2 separate regions of the Homo sapiens genome follow, and region 2 is linked to region 1. A link is an interaction called in ENCODE POLR2A ChIA-PET data of the cell type or tissue named here. Cell type or tissue: Panc1. All regions are shown on one strand. Links, peaks and the distances in the headings refer to the core of each region. The heading gives the core; the rest is flanking DNA.

What was found. Peaks named below come from ENCODE experiments on the same cell type or tissue, not always from the same donor. Only the 100,000 strongest peaks of a DNase experiment are listed, where the experiment ranks them.
Region 2: POLR2A ChIA-PET joins it to region 1 with 8 read pairs; 6 of 35 experiments call an interaction of 5 or more read pairs at or near these places.

Annotation. Positions count from the first base shown.
Region 1 is chr14:32,022,779-32,033,213 of GRCh38, forward strand. No RefSeq gene overlaps it. Among named protein-coding and RNA genes, the nearest start is that of ARHGAP5-AS1, 49 kb to the right of the region's middle. In Panc1, for the core only: no CTCF peak of the experiment used is centred there; a DNase peak (open chromatin) is centred at 4,633.
Region 2 is chr14:31,954,955-31,965,389 of GRCh38, forward strand. It overlaps the pseudogene ZFAND2AP2. Among named protein-coding and RNA genes, the nearest start is that of LINC02313, 15 kb to the left of the region's middle. In Panc1, for the core only: no CTCF peak of the experiment used is centred there; no DNase peak of the experiment used is centred there.

The DNA.
Region 1 (10,435 bases), core at 1,794-6,793:
AGAGAATACAAGTAACTGCCTATTTCAACCTTAAGGAAGATGGGGGCTGTGAAGGTCAGTTGAATAGCCAACCGATAGCGTCCACCATGGTTACAAAAGTAGCAATGGGCTTTGTTACAGGGGAAAGGTCTGGTACACTAAGGACCCTTAGGTGAAAGGCCGAGGTCACTGGGCTATTTGGCTCACTGCCATTGAGAGAAAAGCCAAGATGCCACTGACAACCAGCTAGAAGTGGTGAAAATGCCAGCAGCCTCACAGTCTTATCTTCCATGCAGTCACTGGAGTATCTGTGCATAAGCAGTTTTTACTAAATTCTTCATCCTGATTTAATGGGGAGGAAATCAGATGCAACAGGTATGGTTCTTTGTGCTTGTTGAATGGCTTTAAAACAAGCTTTCAGATACTGGTTGCCATAGGGGAAGGCAGCAGGAGGACAAATCAGCTGTATTTTAAGCTAATTACCAAAATGTTGCAATACCTGTCAGATAGGGACATTTTGTTCCAGTGTCAGTGTTTGTGGAACAAAACACTGGGAAGGAAGGAGGAGTATTACGTAGGCAATTTGTTCTACATATGCTCGAAAAAAGCCTCTCAGATACCTGACACAGTTACATTCCAAGTGTTATTGTACCTGCTTATAAACTTGGGTAGAATCTCATTTTATAAGCTTGAAGAGACTTCCTAATTGCTACATTTAGACCCAAAGCTCATTAAACTTGAAGCCTATTGCTATAATATACTAAAACATACTGTATTGTTTCCTGGGTTTAAAATTCCTTGCACAAAGCAAATGTTAGGTGTACAATTCATTTGCAAGTGACATGTTGGGGGATGGAGGAAGAGGTGGGCACCAAGGGATGTGCTTGGCTTGTTCCAACACATTAAAGCCGGAGAAAGTAAATGATGCTGCATCCTTGCGCAATGACTGTATTTCAATGCAACACAATATTTTAATAAAATATGACACACTTTTCAAATGTTAGGTGGTTATGTCAGAGGCATGTGAACCAGAGCAACTCCATCTTAAACAGGAAGTGGGTAAAATGAGGCTGAAATCTACTGGGCTGCATTCCCAAATGGTTGAGGCATTCTAAGTCACAGGATGAGATAGGAGGTCAGCACAAAATTCAGGTCATAAAGACCTTGTTGATACCTTCGCCCACTTTTTGATGGGGTTGTTTGTTTTTTTCTTGTAAATTTGTTTGAGTTCATTGTAGATTCTGGATATTAGCCCTTTGTCAGATGAGTAGGTTGCGAAAATTTTCTCCCATTTTGTGAGTTGCCTGTTCACTCTGATGGTAGTTTCTTTTGCTGTGCAGAAGCTCTTTAGTTTAATTAGATCCCATTTGTCAATTTTGGCTTTTGTTGCCATTAAAATAGGTTGCAATAAAGGAGCCAGCCAAAACCCACCAAAACACAAATGGCAATGAGGGTGACCTCTGGTCATCCGCACTGCTACACTCCCACCAGAGCCATGACAGTTTACAAATGCCATGGCAACATCAAGAAGTTACCCTATATGGTCCAAAAAGGGGAGGCATGAATAACCCACCCCTTGCTTAGCAGATCTTCAAGAAATAGTCCTAAAAATGGGCAACCAGCAGCCCTCAGGACTTCTCTGTCTAGGAGTAGCCATTCTTTCATTCCTTTACTTTCTTAATAAGCTTGCCTTCACTTTGCACTGTGGACTTACCCTGAATTCCTTCTTGTGGGAGATCCAAGAACCCTCTCTTGGGGTCTGGATTGGGACCCCTTTCCTATAACAGTTATGTTTTGCAGTTTTATAAATTGCAAGGTTGTTCATTTTTGCCCCAATTTTTCTTTCTCTTTTTTGGTCATTATAATAGTACTAACAGCTAAGGAATGCTATAAAATGAGCAGGGTTTTGAACTGCCGTTAGTCTATTCAGAAAATAATTAAAGGTACACTGAAGACAGTTTGCAATGAGAAGACACTGAGAACTCACAAAGCAAACCTATCCAGCTCTGTTTTCTCTCCCGGGCCCTAGTGAGCTATCACCTCCACTGTCACTAATTTCCCTGAGCCTCAGTTTTCTGATCTACAAAATAGGAATCCATGATCCTATGGACTCCATGATCTCTGAAGCTTGTGATCTCCAGGACCTTTGAAGTTCTGAAGTTCTAACGTTCAATGATGCTACACACTCTGAGTCAGGATTTAACAAAATTTCCAAATTTTACTGACATGCTTTTCTGTATGCTGCTAAGAATGTTTAACAAAGAGATAAAACACTATATAATAAGAAAAATATCTTCATTCAAAAAATAGACTATGAAAAGGATAAACGCTTTGTGTGACCAGGACCTTTTTTCTTCATACTGTTTCCTGTATCCTCACTGACAAATAATGCTAATATGTGAAACCCTCTCAAGGCATGGAAATAGCCTTGTTCAGTTGGATGTTAAAATGGCATTTTCCATGCATTATGCATTATGAATGGAAGGTTAATGAAATTGTGCATGTCTCAGTTTTCACTCTGCAGGTTATTTTGCAATAGGGACGAGACTATCCTACCTTTAATTTCGTGTTTTATTAAATTAAATGCATTTCAAAGAAAGGGCCATTTTATTCCACTGTTCTGTCTTTTTTTCACTAGCAAGATGGCATGCTAAATGCTTTTTCCTGTTGATTCTTTTAAAAGTCTGTGGTTTCCAGTGAATTTGATATAAGCACACACTTTCGACATAGAAGAAATAACTATGAATTTATTTGAGTCAGAAGTCCTTAAAACTGAGACAGGAGCTTCCATTTGGACTTTAAACATATCCCTTAACTCAATAGTTCTCACCTAGAGGGCTGTTCCCACTGGGTGGGACAACATTTGATCTGTATGATGGTCCCATGCATTGTATGGTATGAGCATCCCTGGCTCCCACCCACTAAATAATTGCGACAACCATCATTGTGACAACCATCCCAGCTCCGCACACATTTCCAAATGCCAGCTTCTCTGAAAGAGTCCAAATTGGGAGAGTCCCTCTGGAGAAAAGAGGCCCAAGAATAAGAAGTTGATTTTCAAAAGCCTGAAGAGACTCTGTGTGTATGTGGAGAAATGTGGCTTCAAACATTCCAGCCCACGTCTCCAATTAATGCATCTTCACAACGTCATTGCTCCCTGGATGATGACACTTACATGAAGAGAAAAATCATAAGAGAGGACATTTGAAAATCACCTGGTTTATAGCAAATCAAACGCTTCTCCTAGACCTAGGAATGGGACCTCTTGCCATGTTACTTTATGGAAAATGTAGACTAGTTTCTCTTTCGTACTCTGTAGAATAGATTAAGTGTGGTTGACCATAAAATGATTCTTCAGAAGTAAAGATCCTGCATAGGAAACACACACAGGAGAATGAGTGGATTTTGTTTTCATATTCCAGATCCCTCTGTGGCAGCAGGGTTTTGAATTCCAATAAAATTTAACATCCAGGTATTGGGGGCTAAAGAAGACGGATGTGCTCTTGAGCCCTGGCAGTGTAAAGGACGAATAAGTCATGTTCTCTGCCTTTGAGGCTCACAGTTGTGCCTGGGAGACGGACACTTGGATAACCAGGATATAAAATAATCAACACCACCAATGGGGTCTGTTTATGGGGTATGGGGATCTGGTGAAGGGACACGTGATTTCATCCAGCCATAGGGGTGTGTCGGGGGAGGGGGAGGCGGAGACTGGCAGATCAGGGAAAGCTTCTGAGAGAAGGTGTCGATTGAGTTGGGTGTTAAAGGATAGATGGGCATTTACCAAGGGGTGATGGGGTAGGGAATAGCATTCCAACCAGAGAACAGCATATGTGTGATCACAAAAGTGTGAAAGAGAATGGAGAAAATTCAGTGTGGTGGGACATTGGTGGAAGGGTAGTGCACAGAAGGGTAGAAAATGAGTAAGGGCAGCAGGCTCAGAAGTCAGGGCTTTATATTATACCTAGAAAGGAACCAATTCAGAGTTTTAAGTAAGAAAGTAAAATAACCAGACTTACATGGGGATAAGAACTCTGGTAGAAGTGTGGAAGTTGGGTAGATGCAGACAAACTTTTTTTCTTTTTTTTTTGAGACAGAGTATCGCTCTGTAGCCCAGGCTGGAGTGCAGTGGCGCGATCTGGGCTCACTGCAACTTCCACCTCCCGGGTTCAAGTGATTCTCCTGCCTCAGCCTCCCAAGTAGCTGGGATTACAGGCACTCACCATCATGCCCGGCTAATTTTTTGTATTTTTAGTAGAGAGGGAGTTTCATCACCGTATTGGTCAGGCTGGTCTTGAACTCCTGACCTCATGATCTGCCCGCCTCAGCCTCTCAAAGTGCTGGGATTACAGGCATGAGCCACCGTGTCCAGCCCAATGCAGACAAACTTTAGCCAGGGATACCAGTTAAGTGACAGTGACTTGCATACTTCATTTTTTTTTCTTTTTTCAGATGGGGTAAGAAGGTATATACTTCACTTTTAAGCATTCATCCTAAGAAGATTTAGGAAACCAAGCAAATCCATGGCAAATTGAAGGCAGATAATAAATTTGAAGATTTTCACCAGTGAAATGTTTAATGATTTACCTTGTTATTCATATTGTGAGTGTCGGCTCTAAGCACTGTTCCTTTCTCAACAAGGAGGCACTGAAGCATTTTCTTACACCACGTCATGATGTTTGTATGCTATATCCCCACTATGGTAGTCACAGCTTGTTGAGTCAGATTTACACCCGGAAGAAAAGTAACCATTGATATCCTGGGTGGACTGGCTCTGGGTTCTGACCAACGACAGGTGCCCTTTATTGTATAAGGTCTGTCTAACAAATCCTTTCACAGTGTCTGAGCATAAGACATCAACAGAGACTCGCAGAAAACACAATGGCAAAGAAGCCAAGATGCACAAAAAGCTCATAGAAGCTGTGAATGAGAAGAAACCTGGAGATGCTGAGAAAAGCAGAGAGGCCAGTCAGAAGCAGCAGGAAAGAAAGATGCTGAGCCAGAGAAGAGCTGAGTCCTGTGGGTGGGGCAGCCAATGTCCTCTGGACAGGTGCTCCTGAGCTTCCAGGACTATTGTCCCACAATTAGAGCCCTTCATGTCACCTATGCAGTGTTCTGATGCCAATAAGCTGGCTGTTTGGCTGCTTAGATTTTTTTTTCCTGCTCTTATTTTCTGTGTCTCTAAAAAAACCAAATTCAAATTAACTGAGATAACTTGTGTAGTCTCTTGCAAACCGAAGGAAACTGACACATCTCACCGAGTGAGATAGCAGCATTGCTTCATAGTTAATAATGAAAACAGACCAAGCACAGTGTCTCATGCCTATAATCCTAGCACTTTGGGAGGCCAAGGCGGGAGCATCACTTGAAGCCAAGAGTTCAAGACCAGTCTGGGCAACATAGCAAGACCCCCTTCTCTACAAAAAATTTTTTAAAAAAATTAGCCAGATGTGGTGGTGTGTGTCTATAGTCCCAGCTTCTTAGGAGACTGAGGCAGGAGGATCACTTGAGCCCAGGAGTTCATGGGTGCAGTGAGCTATGATTACCCCATTGCACTCCAGCCTGGGTGACAGAGTGAGACCTCATCTCTAATAATAATAATAAACAGCTACCATTTACTGAGCGCTCATTATGTGCCAGGTACTGTGACAAGAGTCGTATGTACACGATCTCATTTAAACCCCATGACAACATTGCGAGACAGATTCTTCCATTATCATCATTTTGCATATGAGGAGAGGGGGTCAGAGAAGTGAAATAATGTGCCCACATTCACAGGGCTAGTCAATGGCATACTGGGGTCTGAATCCAGGTCCACCAGGCTCTAGAACTGGCATTCCTGACAAATGTACCTGGCAGAGATGGCTAGATGCTCCCCTACAGTGGTGCTTCACCTTCCACAGAACACAGTTGTTGCTGGGAAGTCTCTACCTAGCTGGTCACTACATTTCCCAACCCTCCTTGCTTCCAGGGGGAGCCATGTGACTAGTTTTTGCCAGTGGGATATGCATTTTGGTTTTGAGTGTCACCTGTGGGCTGAAAATGCTTGCTTCACAACTTCCTCTTTTGCCAGCTCAATGCCGAGACCACAAGGCTCCAGGGAACAACAGAAGCACATTGTGGAAAAGTCCAGGTCTCTGAGTCACAACAGAAGAAAACTGCTGAACAAGAGCACCTGGATTATATTATCACATGAGCTAGAAATAAACTGGAATTTGGGGGTCTATTTGTTTCCGCAGTTTAACTAATAAAGCTACACTGCCTCCCTTTCTTGCCTTGGGGGCTGAGAGCAGTAAAACAGGCTTACAGCTCAAAGCTCTGGGGCTCTGGTAGGTTACTCAATGAGTTGCTGAAACATTGTGGAAACTACCTCAGCTTGCACTGTTTTCCCAAACCAAGAGTAGCTCCCTGTTTTTATTCAGCATAACAGAAAAACCAGGCATCATAAACACAGAGTATGTTTGTAAACACATTATACTCATGCCTTCGCCAAATCCTTGAAAACTCACGAGAAAAAAATCAACAGAGCACTGAGCGTCGTAGCACCTCTCATCTGTTAGAAGCCTCCTCCATTCTAGTCCGATTTATATTTAGACGTTATTTCCTATTTTACACCCCCGCCTGCCGAATCGCAGCCACCTTTGGTGTGAAACATGGCACCTGCTTAATGGGCGCACAAGAGATGACACAGCTGTTTTCAATAGTAAGCGAAAGAGTAACACACCTGGGAAAAGGCAGAATGACTGGAAAGGAGAAAAGCTGGGAATTTGGAAAGTTTGCCTATACTGCCACGTTGCTCAGTTGTGGCCTATGTCAATGATGTGGGCAACTGGGATTGATCCTACCAGGACTCTCAAAGGACACAGAGTGCGTCTCAGAGTTATCTGCCTGCAGAAGAGGAGAAAACATTTACCCATTAACTTTCATCCTCTTTTGGCCAAGGGTTGCCCTGTAGGGTGTTAAGACCCTTCTACTTCCAGGTTGCACATTCCTGAAGGCTGGCCAGCAGGTATATTACGCTCAGGTGTCAAAGAGGCCCCCATTAACCAAAAAAAGGATATGAGGTGGGTCAGCAGTAGTGTCTGATACAGGCCTCAATGCTGAAAAATGCAGGTGAGATTTAAATTACCTTCTAATGCTGACATACAATGTCACTGCCCACACACCACTCCTCACCTGGCTGGGTAAAGACACAGGCTCGGGAAATGGGAGCTTTGCCTCTAGTTTTGGAATTTCTGCTGCTGGTTACTTGACTTAAGCAAACCATTTAATATCTGGGCATCTTACCTCTAAAATAGGGACATTAGGCTAATTCATTATTTCCCAAAATATGTTCAATGGTACACTAATGTTACAGAATGTTAATTAACAGGTATACCTGGGAAGAAGGGGTTTTGTGGCCAAATAACATGGGTATATGGAGCTAAAAATAAGTTATACCAATTTCTTCCCTGAAGGATATCTCAGTCTTCTTAATATATAACTGCACAAAATCCTTTATTTGAGAAACATCTCACAGAAGTAGGTTGTTTTTTATGTTAATATTTATTGAGCACATACTATTTGCCAGGCATCATGCTAAGAACATTTCATGTACTAGTTTTTTTATTTATGTATTTTAAAAATATTTGTTAAACTCTGCTATGTACACCACATTGTTCCTGGCACTGGAGATACCTCCATGAAAAAGGTAAAATTCCTGATTTTTACCTTGAGGGTGAGGTAGAGGGAAGACAGACAATAAACAAGTAAACAAATACATAAACAAAAAATTGGCATACATTATCTTATTCTCACAACAACTAGCAAGACAGGGACTGTTTTATCATGCTTATTTATAAATAATGAAACTAAGGATCAGAGAGGGTACCTTATTTAAAAATCAGGGAGGTGGAAATGCCAGAGCTAGGACAATATCTGCATTGAAGTCTACTTCACAAATGTTTTTGACATCGTGTTCATGGAACTGGATTAATCGGTATCCTGGGTCCATTGCATACCTTGTCATTGATCCATCTAAAGCTAATGCCCATAACCAATATGGTTTCAATCACTCTGATCTATGTCTCTTCCACCATCCTGAAGGCTAGTACTCTGCATAAAACCAGTTTGAGAAACAATGCCCTAGAGAGTCTGGAGAAAGGACCTCTGGGTCTAATAGGACAAGCAGTCGCAAAAGATTTCAACCATACACAGGGTGGACAATCGGAACTCAAATGATTGAGAGGTGATGGAGTTGCAAAGTACTGCATAATGTCTTGTAAATTATGCCTGTCAACAATTCTGAATAGTCTTACATTATTATTGTCTTCTTACCATAACAATTAAATTTTTTCTATAAACAGTAAATGATGTTTGTGGAAGTTCTTGCAACTTTAGTAGTCTAAAGAGTGACTTGTCAGTGATAAGCTGATTTTAAAAGTGTATACTTTATCTTGATATCTCCCTTTGAAGAATATAAAAAATCCAGGGCCCAATTTTGATGATCCTTTGGTCTGTGTTATCACTATCAGAAATAATAAAGTAGGGAAAGGAGGATTATACTTTCTGCATATGGCCTATTGAAATGGTCAGGATTGTTGAATGTTAGAAAGAACAAAATATCCTTTGAAGGTATAAACCATTTGTATGTAGATAAGCTTTCATAAATGCTTTGTTATATTTTAGCATTGAAAGACTCCCTTAAAACTCAATCTAGATCGAATTTGACTTTAAAACTTCCCAACCAGAAGGAACTTGGGAGTGTTATAGTTTATGTAATGTTCTCTCTTCTCTCGCACAGAAGAGAGAAACATTACACACACACACATACACACACACACACATACACACACACACACATCATTATTTTTCTTCCACTTCTACTGACTGAGTTTCGGCTGGGTCATATTCTTTAGGCATGCCTTAGGGAAATGAATGGGAAATGAAAAAAAAAAAAGAGCAAGAGAGTCAATGTATTGATCATCCACCAGAGACCATGTGTTTTTAAATATATCATCTTGTTTAATAGAGCTGAGGCAGGAATCACGTATCTATGATTTCTGACTGTGACACAGTGAAGCTGACTTAGAATGTGTTAGAGGCCTTGCTGAGAGAATGTCAAAAGTCAACATTTTTATGACTTGCTACTAGCCCCTAATGCAAGCCTCAAAAACGAGTTCCCTGCTTCCCTACAAGAAAATATTGAAATCTGTGTCCACCTATTTTTTAAAAACATAGGTTCCATCAAACACAGAGTAAGTATACAATATTCAAGTAGACGATCAATGGAAATGCATCCCCCGTTCTAAATAGAGCATAACAGAAAGCTAATTGCCGATTATTGCAAAAAGAAAATAGCAAGGTATATGGATAGTGAAATAGAAAAACACATAATAAAGCAAAGGCTATCTCATTTAGTCTTTGAAATTATTGATTCAAGATTTCCAGGCCCTGGTTAAGAGGGAGTAAGCATCAATATCTTACTTCTCATCTGAAACAAGGAGAAGACCATTTGCTACCTCTACAAAAATTCTTTGGATACTCACCCAAGCCAGAAAGAAGGGGACAAACCCTTGCAAAGGAAACATTTATCCTACTAGAATAAAATCAGAATTAGTCTCAGCACATTGAGAGACCAAGACAGGAGGATCATTTGAGACCAAGAGTTTAATACTAGCCTGGGAAACAGAGCAAGACCCCACCTCTACAAAACAAAACAAAAAATTGGCCGGGCGCGGTGGCTCACGCCTGTAATCCCAGCACTTTGGGAGGCCGAGACGGGCGGATCACGAGGTCAGGAGATCGAGACCATCCTGGCTAACACGGTGAAACCCCGTCTCTACTAAAAATACAAAAATTAGCCGGGCATGGTGGCGCGCGCCTGTAGTCCCAGCTACATGGGAGGCTGAGGCAGGAGAATGGCGTGAACCCGGGAGGCAGAGCTTGCAGTGAGTCGAGATTGCGCCACTGCACTCCAGCCTGGGAGACAGAGCGAAACTTTGTCTCAAAAAAAAAAAAAAAAAAAAAAAAAAAAATTAAAAATTAGCCAGGTGTGGTGGCACATGCCCAGAGTCCTAGCTACTTGGGAGGCTGAGGCAGAAGGATCCTTGAGCCCAGGTTTGAGGCTGCAGTGAACTATGATCATGCCACTGCATGCTAGCCTGGGTAACATAGCGAGACCCTGTCTCTAAGACAACAATGACAACAACAACAAACAAACAAATAATAAAATTAGAACGAGAACCATTTTCCAGCCATGACTGGGATAATAGAGATCTGATATTCTCTGTTTTAAAGGAGATTTTGTCCAACTAGGCCTCCTAGGCTTTGATCCTTTCTACCTCGTTGCCACTAAGCTTAGACCTCCCCAGGGTAAGATACCTACTTCTAGTCTGAAACAACCAACATTTTCATCAGGATAACACAAACATTACACTCCCCACTCTAAAAGTCTCCCTTGTTCATTAAAAGGAAC
Region 2 (10,435 bases), core at 3,123-8,122, 66 kb before region 1:
GAAATGACAACAAAGTATTTAGAATATTACATAAACCTAGTTGATAAAGCAGTGACAAGGTTTGAGAGGATTTACTCCAATTTTGAAAGAAGTTCTATTGTGAGTAAATGCTATCAAACAGCATCACATACTACAGAGAAATCTTTCCTGAAAGGAAGAGTCAATTGATGTGGCAAACTTCATCATTGTCTTATTTTAAGAAATTTCCACAGCCATCCCATCCTTTAGTAACCACCACCCTGATGAGTCAGCAGCCATCAACATAGAGGCAAGACTCTCCACCAGCAAAAAGATTATGGTTCACTGAAGGCTCAGATGATAGTTAACATGTTTTAGCAATAAGGTATTTTTAAATTTAAGGTATGTACATTTAAGGTATGTAGATATAATGCTATTACACTGAATAGACTACATTATAGTGTAAAGATAACTTTTATATGCACTGGGAAACGAAAAAATTTGCTTTTTAGCAATCTTTGCTTTACTGTGGTTATCTGGAACCAAACCCACAATGTGTCTGAGGTATGCCTGTGTTTGTTTTTTGCCAAAATTAGGAAAGTATAAAGAATATATATTTTAGAATAAAATAATATGCAACTCTTCAGTTATGCCTGTATCTGAAGGGCATGCAACGCAGTCCTTTACCAGAGAGAGGGAAAAACGTACACCCACATGTGAGTGTATGCACACACAGCTTCTTCTTAGAAGACACAAGGGATCTGGAAGATGGTACAAAATGTTTCTTTAGCTGTCCATCAAGGCTCCTTTCAGTCCATATGTCAAGCCCTTCTCTCTCATTTTCCTCCTACCTCTCCTGTCCTACCACCTCTTAGAGATTCTTCTCTTTTCCCTCCCTGCAACCTCTTAGCTCTGTTCTAGAGTGTCTTGTTCTTCAGAGGCTGCCTCTGAAAAAAGGAATCATGTGATAAATTGATTTATTAGGAAGCATTTCCAGGAAAATTTGGTGGTGGAGTGGGATCAGGGGGGGATGTATAGAGAGGTATCAAGCAAAGTCCCACAGAGGCACTCTTGGAGACAGAGAAGATCACGCATCAGAGTCATCATCATCGGGAAGGGGTGAACAAAGAGCTGAAGTCATTTACACCCCTGCAACCAACAGTCATTTGTTGTTTAGGCATGACTCCTATCTTCCTCCCCCAGTTGGAAATTCCCAGATACTTCAGCTCTCTGTGCAGGCCTGAAGGTGGTGCTTTAACAGGAGAACAGGGGCTGCCTGTTGGGAGGGAAAGCACAACCAAAGCTGGTGTGTGAGGGGAAGGAGATCTGCTCCACTGGGTGTGTGATGAATCCCAAAGATTCTGGTTCTTAAAAAAAAAAAAAAAAAAAAAAGATTCTGGTTCTTGACGCCACCCAGTAAGGGATGACATAAAGTCTCTCCTGTGCAAGGCCGAGGGAGTGTTTAGATTCTTAGACTGGAGAATCTACAAAACAAACATGCCTTTCTACTACTCATGTGTGTGTCCTGTTTCTCCTGGCAAATCTTTGACGTGTTTTGGCTAAACAGGGTCTGTTTTTTAATTTGTTTTAGAAAACTGAGAGGAGGGAAAGAAATGACAAAAGTGAAGATGAGAGAAAGCCCCACCAGTCCACAAACATGAGCATATTTTAGTTCCACTTTCTCGATTGTTACATAAAATCAAGGATTGATGAGCCTAATTTTCATGCCAATTAGAAACATGTCTCTGGTCCATGAGCTGATAGTCTCTGCCCTGCTTGGAACAGTTCCTGATTCAGCGTCCAGTGCCCACCCCCTCACGGTGTCCTAAGATTCTCACCCCACATCTTGGTTTTTCTTTTACTCTTCCATTGTTTCCTCTCTGTCCACAATTGGTCTTAATTTCTTTATTTCCTTGTTTTTTCTTCTTTGAAAGACATGGGTTGAATAATCAGGAAGAGATGCTGAGAGAGGATGCTCAAACACCAAGTCTGGATCATTTTGGAAACCAGGGTTTTATGTGAGGCAACAAGAGACCTGGTGAGGTAACATTCAATGGCAGGAATTTTAAAATATGCAAATGAATGAAAGCAGGGGTCCCCAAGCCCAAGGCCATGGGACCAGTTCCATGGCCTGTCTGGAACTGGGCTGCACAGCAGGAGGTGAGTGGCAGATGAGTGAGCATTCCTGCCTGAGCTTTGCCTCCTGTCAGATCAGCGGTGGCATTAGACTCTCATAGGAGCACGAACCCTATTGTGAGCTGAGCATGTGAGGGAACTGGGTTTCGTCCTTCTTATGAGAATCTAATGCCTGATGATCTGAGGTGGAACAGTTTTATCCCCAAACCATTCCCCACTCCCCACTGCCCCCACTCCCTGTCTGTGGAAAATCTGTCTTACAGTCCCTGGTGCCAAATGGTTGGGGCCCACTGAATGAAAGGGAATGGGGAGGTACGGAAAGAGTCTGCTGTTCAGGCCCAGCATGTCAGGGTGATTTCTGAGGAAAAGACATATTCTCCCTAAAGAGGAAGATGGGGTTTTGGCCTCCAGAAGACAGGGTGGTGGAGAGGGAAGTGATTAGCAGGGAGGAGGCTGCTGGCAGCCAGCACCTGTGGTAGGGAATTGGGCCACTCACCTTCGGTGCCCCTTGGCGGAAAGGCAAGGTACTTCCTAATGGAGACTGATGAAGCCGGAACTCAGAGAGATAATGAACTGAAACAGGATTCCTCTCTGAACTGGAAGTCAGGGCTGGCGATAATGAATGCAGTTGTCTCTACTGAGCCCAGAAGCTCCACTATGCATGGGACTTTGTGAAATGAGGCCTTCCTTGTAGAACAACAGATTGTAAGGAGAGGAATCTATGTTTAAATTGCTGTTAAACTGAGCTAAGAAAAGTCAAGCAATAGCCTTCCAACTCAACAGATTAATCCTGCAAGCTAGGTGCTTGGAAAACTCTAAGAGGCTTGAAGGCTTCTCAAATCTTCTGGCAACTTCTGAAAGGGAACAGGTGCAAAATTCCTTCTGTCACAAAGGAGATTAAGCATCTCAAGGGCAACTGACAACTCCAAGGTTGTTTTTCTGAATGGAGGGACATCCTTAAATTGCAAGCTTGTAAGATTATGGGGCAAACAAAAGGAGACAGAATTTCAGGCATAAGCACTTCGGTGAGAATCTAGAGAGATGTTTTCTGGTCTGGGGTAGTACCAACAAAATATCCCAGACTTTGAGGCACATTAAAAAAGGGACTGAAGGAATGTCTATTTTCTTTTTATTTTTTATTTTTGAAACGGCATCTTGTTCTGTTGCCCAGAATGGAGCGCAGTGGCAGAATCTCGGCTCACTGTAGCCTCCCCCCGCAAGGTTCAAGTGATTCTTCCACCTCAGCCTCCTGAGTAGCTGGGATTACAGTTTTTCACCACCATGCCCAGCCAATTTTTGTATTTTTAGTAGAGATGGGGTTTTGCTATGTTGGCCAGGCTGGTCTTGAACTCCTGACCTCAGGTGATCCACCCACCTTGGCCTCCCAAAGTGCTGGGATTATAGGTGTGAGCCACCGCGCCCGGCCAGGAATGTTTATCTTTTGACAAGGTCAGATAACAAATCTATGATCCTGGACTCCCAGTGTAACTCCCAACATCACTAACATTTCTACTCTGCAAAACAAGAGAAGTGTGGTCTGGACTGGAGAGATTTGCTTTATAAAAAGGATATTTCATTGATTTTTTTTTTTTTTTTTTTTTTTTTTTTTTTTTTTTTGAGGTAGAGTCTCACCCTGTCGCCCAGGCTGGAGTACAGTGGCGCGATCTCGGCTCACTGCAAGCTCTGCCTCCTGGGTTCACACCATTCTCCTGCCTCAGCTTCCCGAGTAGCTGGGACTACAGGCACCCGCCACCACGCCTGGCTAATTTTTTTGTATTTTTAGTAGAGATGGGGTTTCACCGTGTTAGCCAAGATGGTCTCGATCTCCTGAGCTCGTGATCCGCCCGCCTCAGCCTCCCAAAGTGCTGGGATGATAGGCGTGAGCCACCGCACCCGGCCTCATTGATTTTTAAAATTGATATTTATCTGTATATCTTTTTTTTTTTTTTTTTGAGATAGTCTTGCTCTGTCACCCAGGCTGGAGTGCCATGGCGCAATCTTGGCTCACTGCAACCTCCTCCTCCCAGGTTCAAGTGATTCTCTGTCTCAGCCTCCCGAGTAGCTGGGACTATAGGCATGCGCCATCATGCCCGGCTAATTTTTGTCTTTTTTTTTTGTAGAAACAGGGTTTTGCCATGTTGGCCAGGCTGGTCATGAACTCCTGGCTTAGAGTGGCCTCCCAGAGTGCTGGGATTACAGGTGTGAGCCACTGCTCCCAACTTGTATAGCATTTGATATTTGCATTGTCATTCACTAAATTTCTAACTCCTGCCTTGCATGAATGCCAGTAATATGTATAGTTTGTGCTTTAGAAAATTTTGTGTACATTGAACTTTTGTAAGTCAATCATAATTTTAATGACTAAAGGGTAGTAGTAACACCATACATTTATAAATTACTTCCAAAATTTACGAAACATTGTAGTATATAGGATCTCAGTTTTCATAGTGTCTTTGTGAGGAGATATTGTCATCTCTATTTACCAAACGAGGAAACTAAGACTTACAGGGATTGAGTAAATGTGCTCAACCAGCTGCTGCTTCCTGGCTTGTGGAAATCAGTTCTCCTGACTATAAATCTTATTTTTTTGTTTATTCTGTACTCAGTTAAATTAATTCCTTCATAGAGTAAATGGTCATTCTGCCAAGTTAATTTTTCTATTGTATGTGTGTGTATGTAATGTCAACAGATATTTATTTTTATTTACCAAGTTGTTGTAAGGTGGCATATACCCATAATGGGTCAATATTCAATGTCAACTAAGACTAAAATAAGGATTATCATCCTCATATTGTGGGTGAAAAAAAAAAAAAGAAAGAAAGACTCATGAGGTTAAGTGGATTTCCTAAATGCCTGGTAAAATGTTGATATCAGCACTGGGTATTTTAAGCCTCCTGTTTAGCCCATGAAGCACCCCTAGATTTTCATGTCTTGCTTTGATAGGCTGGTTATCATAATGCCCATAAGAACTGCTCCTGTAGAGTTACAATGTTTGAGCTTACACAAGAGTCAGGGACAGATCCGGGTTACACAGTCTGGCAGACCAATTTTAAGAAAAATAATACAAAACTCATGAAGATTCTGAAGTTTAAACTTCCTTAGCTTCACGGTAAATCCACTTCTGCCAAAACCTGGCAGGATTCTCCAGCAGCTCTCTTTCTAGCAATCACCACATACCACATCCCAGAGTCACAGTGTCTCAATGGGCAGGAATGAATTGACTTTTGTTTCCCTTCGTCAGTGGGGACACGTCCTGAAGAGGTGGAGTGAAGCCCCAATTGAGGGCAAAGATATAGACAGCAGCTAGCCATTTGAAATGCATTCAAGTCTCTAAGATCAGATAAATTTACTTTCCAGAGAACCAAAACAATTTAAAGAGATGACGGAGGAACTGCTTTTAACAGTCTTTGAACAAGTTGCCGAAGAATCAATATCCACAGATCAGAAGGAAAATTGTTACCTCACATTTCAAAGGTAGATTCTGGAAATTACAGGCTGATAATCTTCACATTAGCTACCAGCAAATTTCTGGAACAGATTATCAAACAGTTTGTTAAAATATGTGAAAAGGGGAGACATGATTATTATGTTCTAATATGCATTCACCAAAAATAAATGATCACAAATTAACTTCATTTTTACTTTTCATTGAAATTTGGTGTTAGGTTGTTTGCATTGCTATAAAGGAATACCTGAGGTTGGGTAATTTATAAAGAAAAGAGGTTTATTTTGGCTCATGCTTCTGCAAACTGTACAAGAAGTGTGATGCTGACATATGCTTCTGGCGAGGCCTCAGGAAGCTTCCAGTCATGGCAGAAGAGGAAGAGCATGTCACATGGTGAGAGAGGGAGCAAGGAGTGGGGGGAGGTGCCATACTCTTTTTCTGAGATGGAGTCTCACTTTGTCACCCAGGCTGGAGTGCAGTGGCATGATGTCAACTCACTGCACCCTCCACCTCTTGGGTTCAAGCGATTCTCCTGCCTCAGCCTCCTGAGTAGCTGGGACTACAGTCGTGCCATCATGCCACCATGCCCAGCTAATTTTTGTATTTTTAGTAGAGAGGGGCTTTCACCATGTTGGCCAGGCTGGTCTTGAACTCCTGACCTCAAGTGATCTGCCCACCTTGGCCTCCCAAAGTGCTGGGATTACAGGCGTGAGCCACTGCGCCCAGCCACTTACTCTTTTTTTTTTTTTTTTTGAGACAGAGTCTCGCTCTGTCACCCAGGCTGGAGTGCAGTGGCGCAATCTTGGCTCACTGCAACCTCTGCCTCCCTGGTTCAAGCAATTCTTCTGCCTCAGCCTCCCAAGTAGCTGAGACTACAGGCACGTGCCACCATGCCTGACTAATTTTTTGTGTTTTTAGCTTACTCTTTTAAACAACTGGATGGCATGTGAAGTTGTAGAGTGAGACTGTTTACTGAGTGGAAGACACCAAGCCATTCATGAGGGATCTGCCCCCATGACCCAAACACCTCCCACTAGGCCCCACCTCCAACACTGAGGTCACATTTCAATATGAGATTTGGAGGGGACACACATCCAAGCCATATTAAATATTAAACCCAAAGATCAGGGGGATACATTTGGGTTTAAGGAGGCTATTGGACAGAATCTTTTATGATATGTTTACAGACAAGTCGGAGAAATGTATATCGAATTATGGAATAGTTAAGTAGATTGATTTGGCCGACTGATAGAGTGAGGTGGATTAGTGCTAAAGTAGAAAGAAGAATTGCTCATTTCTTTTCAGCATTTATCGGGGACAATGGAGATACAAAGATGAATAAGACAGGGCTCCTGCCTTCAGGAGTTCAGCAGAGAAAAAATATATCTAAACAACTAGTTATGATGATCATGGAGAGAGCTGCACCAGGGATATGTGAGGAATATGAGATGACAGAAGGAGAGCCACTGGGTGAGGGGTGGGAGACCTGTATGGTAATTAGTGATGTCCAGCTGTTGCAGACTCGCTTATCAAAGAGTGAGGATTTCAAGTAGAGATGAGATTACTGTCTGTCAGGCAAGAATATTGAATCAGATGGACCTTTCACATGCTTAGTCCTGAATTTGCTCATGGTTAAGCCACAACAGCTGGTCTTGGCATACCTACGCCTGCTCAGAGCTCTGAGCATAGGAATCCACAGCCGGATTGGTGGAACTGAATGATAGATAATAGAGTCTGCTTGGAGATCACAACCACATCAAGATTAGAGAGGGACTGAAAGCTTGTTAGCTTGTTGAGATTATTGGGATCCTCATAAAAGGGAATATATTTGGCTATTGAAAAAATTACAAGCTAAAGGGTCCCAGGAATTAAGGGAACTTCCGGTCTGGCAAATGAAAGCTGACAAAATGGGCGGGAGGCTCCCCATTCAGAGGGATTATATTTATGTCTGAAGAGTGCTAAAATTCTCCATACTCTCCTCATTTCAAGGCTTTTTCAAGCCATTGAAAAGACTGATTCTGCCTTTCTAAAGAACAATGTGAGTTATTTAGCATTTATAAGAAATATTTCTGTAATGCCACCTCAGGGTTTGAAAATAACCTGGATGAGGCACATGTTAAATCTGAAAATCCTAATAATGTCAACCTTGTTTCCTGTGCAGAGCATGGTTTAAAATGAAATATTAAGTCGTTGAGTCATTTAAGTACCTGGAAACAATTCACATTGGACTGGGAAGAATTTATTAGAAAAACACATCTCAATCCCTCAGCATAGGAGCCTGTATCTCACTGTGCACGGTGGTCACCAGCAGAATTCTATGAGTCTATCACCTGCAAGTGGCATGGCCTAAATTCTGACTAGGAATCTTTTCCCCACCCCAAATTCACTGTAACAAGATAGTCACACATCTTCAAAATTCTTTATAAATGGATATCCCTAGGGGCTCACCCTTTCTCAGATTGGCACCCTCCTCTGAGGACAAAAACTGGGCATGTGGTGTGAGCGAAGCCCTTTTCATGAGGCCAGCTCCTAATTACGCACAGCCTTTCTCCAGTGTTCTCAGCCTCAAAGCCCGGCAAGCACAATTAACTCATGTTGCAGGGCTCTGGATAATGCTGGTCATTTAATGTGGTTGAATATCACAGCCAGGGCCTTCCTGTTTCCAAACCAGTCAATAGAGTTGTGGGCCCTTGAGTGTGTTTCACAGCCTTTTGCCATCCCCATGGAAAACAAAGACAAGTTTGATGTGTGTGCCCTGAATACTTAGCATAAGATGCTGAAGTCTAGCCATTTACTCTGCACGGGAATGGAAGGTTGTGGTTTTTAGACAAATTAGGGTAGAGCTCAGTTTGCTAGGCAGCACCATGCCTCTGTATTCACAGGTCTCAATGTGACTAGAAGGATCTTTAGTCACAAAATATTATCTGTTCTCCTGCATAAACACACAGGCATCATACTTCAGTTCCTTCAGAAACTTAAAAATATTTTTTTTTTAAATTAACCATCCATTTTTGTACCCTGGCATTTCATGTTTTATTTGTAAAACCACTTGTGTTCTTTAAAATTTAATGGAACAATATTAAATAAATAATCCAGAAGCAGCATAATAAAACACCAGTACATCCAGACTGACTCCATGCTCTGAGGAATGGGTGATGTATAAATCTTGTCTTCTTTCTATTCAAGGAACAAACTGCCCTGCTAATCTGCACATGTGAAAACCCAGCTGGGATAGGCCTTAGCCCCTTGGCTCTCAGTAACAGAAGGGAATACTGATTTGTACATAGGCAGCCTCTTCATTTTATCCACAATAGCTTGGCAGTCAGATTATTCCTACGTTTTGGTTGAAAAAGAAATACTATGAATAGCAGTAGAGCATGTGGAACCAGTGGACGGGAGTGTACTGTGAGTGAGCATCCAATCCATTCCTCTCTCCTCCCTCTTCCTCCCCACCCTCCATTTGTAAGCAACATGATCTCAAACATCATAGGCAGGCAGGAATCAAAACTTACAGAGATCTTACAAAAGATGCATCCTCACACACTTACCCAGGTTACGCCTAGCAAGTACACGGCACTTCGTGGCATACACTTAGCTAATTCACCTCCCTCTGTCTCCATTCCACACTCCAACCCTTATTCCATTTAACTCATTTTCTCTACTGACTTCTAGTTAAGCATCTTTAAGTCAGCTTATATCCATTTTGGAACAAGGTACAGAATAGATGAATGGATGGATAGATAAATCGTTAGAGACAGATAATTACATTATCATTTACTAACTATTTATGGCATAGAGGTATTTTAAATAAATAGAGAGAAACCAAGGTGACATTCCTACCAAATGATCAAGCCACACTAAATCTTTCAGTTCTTTTAAGCTACTCTTCTCTCATTCTCCCTAGACTCCCTAACCAACTAACTCATCAAAGTCTTATTTTAAGAAACACCGACTCTGGGAAATCTTTCATCGTCTCCCAGGGCTAGGTTAGTTGCCCTCATTATGTGCTCCCATGGCATGCTGTCCCCCACCAGAGCATCCTCATGCCAGTCTGTACTGGAACTGCTTGTGTACATACTGGTGCTCAAAAGAAGGATGCTTCAAGAAGAAAGAGATGCTGCAGATGGCTGTGCCCAGTGTCGTGGCAACTTCTGTATTCATCATAGACATCCTCTGGACCACAGCTGCAGACGTGGGAGCCGCCCCACCATCAAAGCTGGCTGAGAAGAGACTCTCGGCTGTGATGACGCTGGCTTAGAACTTGCAGTAACATAAGTAGAACCTGAAGTCCAGGTGCTTAGCAGGGTACAGCAGACTGTACCAGTGGTTGCTGAGGAAGAATTATTTTTTTTAAATATACCAGCCTTTGACCGCCTACTCTAAGGTTTCATGGTCCTGTTTTCACACTTTCTTCCAGTGGTGTTTCATTGTGGTCTTAACAACCTTGACATCGACACCTTACTTTAAAAGAGAAGGAGCCACTCTTCAAGTATGTGCTCAGGGAGACTAACCATTTCCTGGGCACCATCACTCCCAGCTAAGCTTTTGGTCTGGAGAACTTGGGGCCTCCTTGCCATGATTTATCATTCTGGTGTCATTCCCGGACCGCCTGCCTGCTCCCCCCGTTCAGCTTTTCATCCTCATTTCAAGGCTGTTTGCTCAGCCTTTGCTATAGCTGTTGCAATTGTGTTTTGGATCTTACCTCCTGGCATGCTGTAGGGCTTGGCTGAGGAAGCTGCCAGAGGCTGAGCCCAGCAGAGGGGTGCTCCCAGAGCTCATGAGGAAGGGGAGAAGGTTGGGAAGGGACTCTGAAACACACTTGTGCTTTCTGAGCCGGGAAGAGGATTCATGAAGCAAACAGCTTAGAATGTCTTTTGGAACAGTCCCAGTAACAAG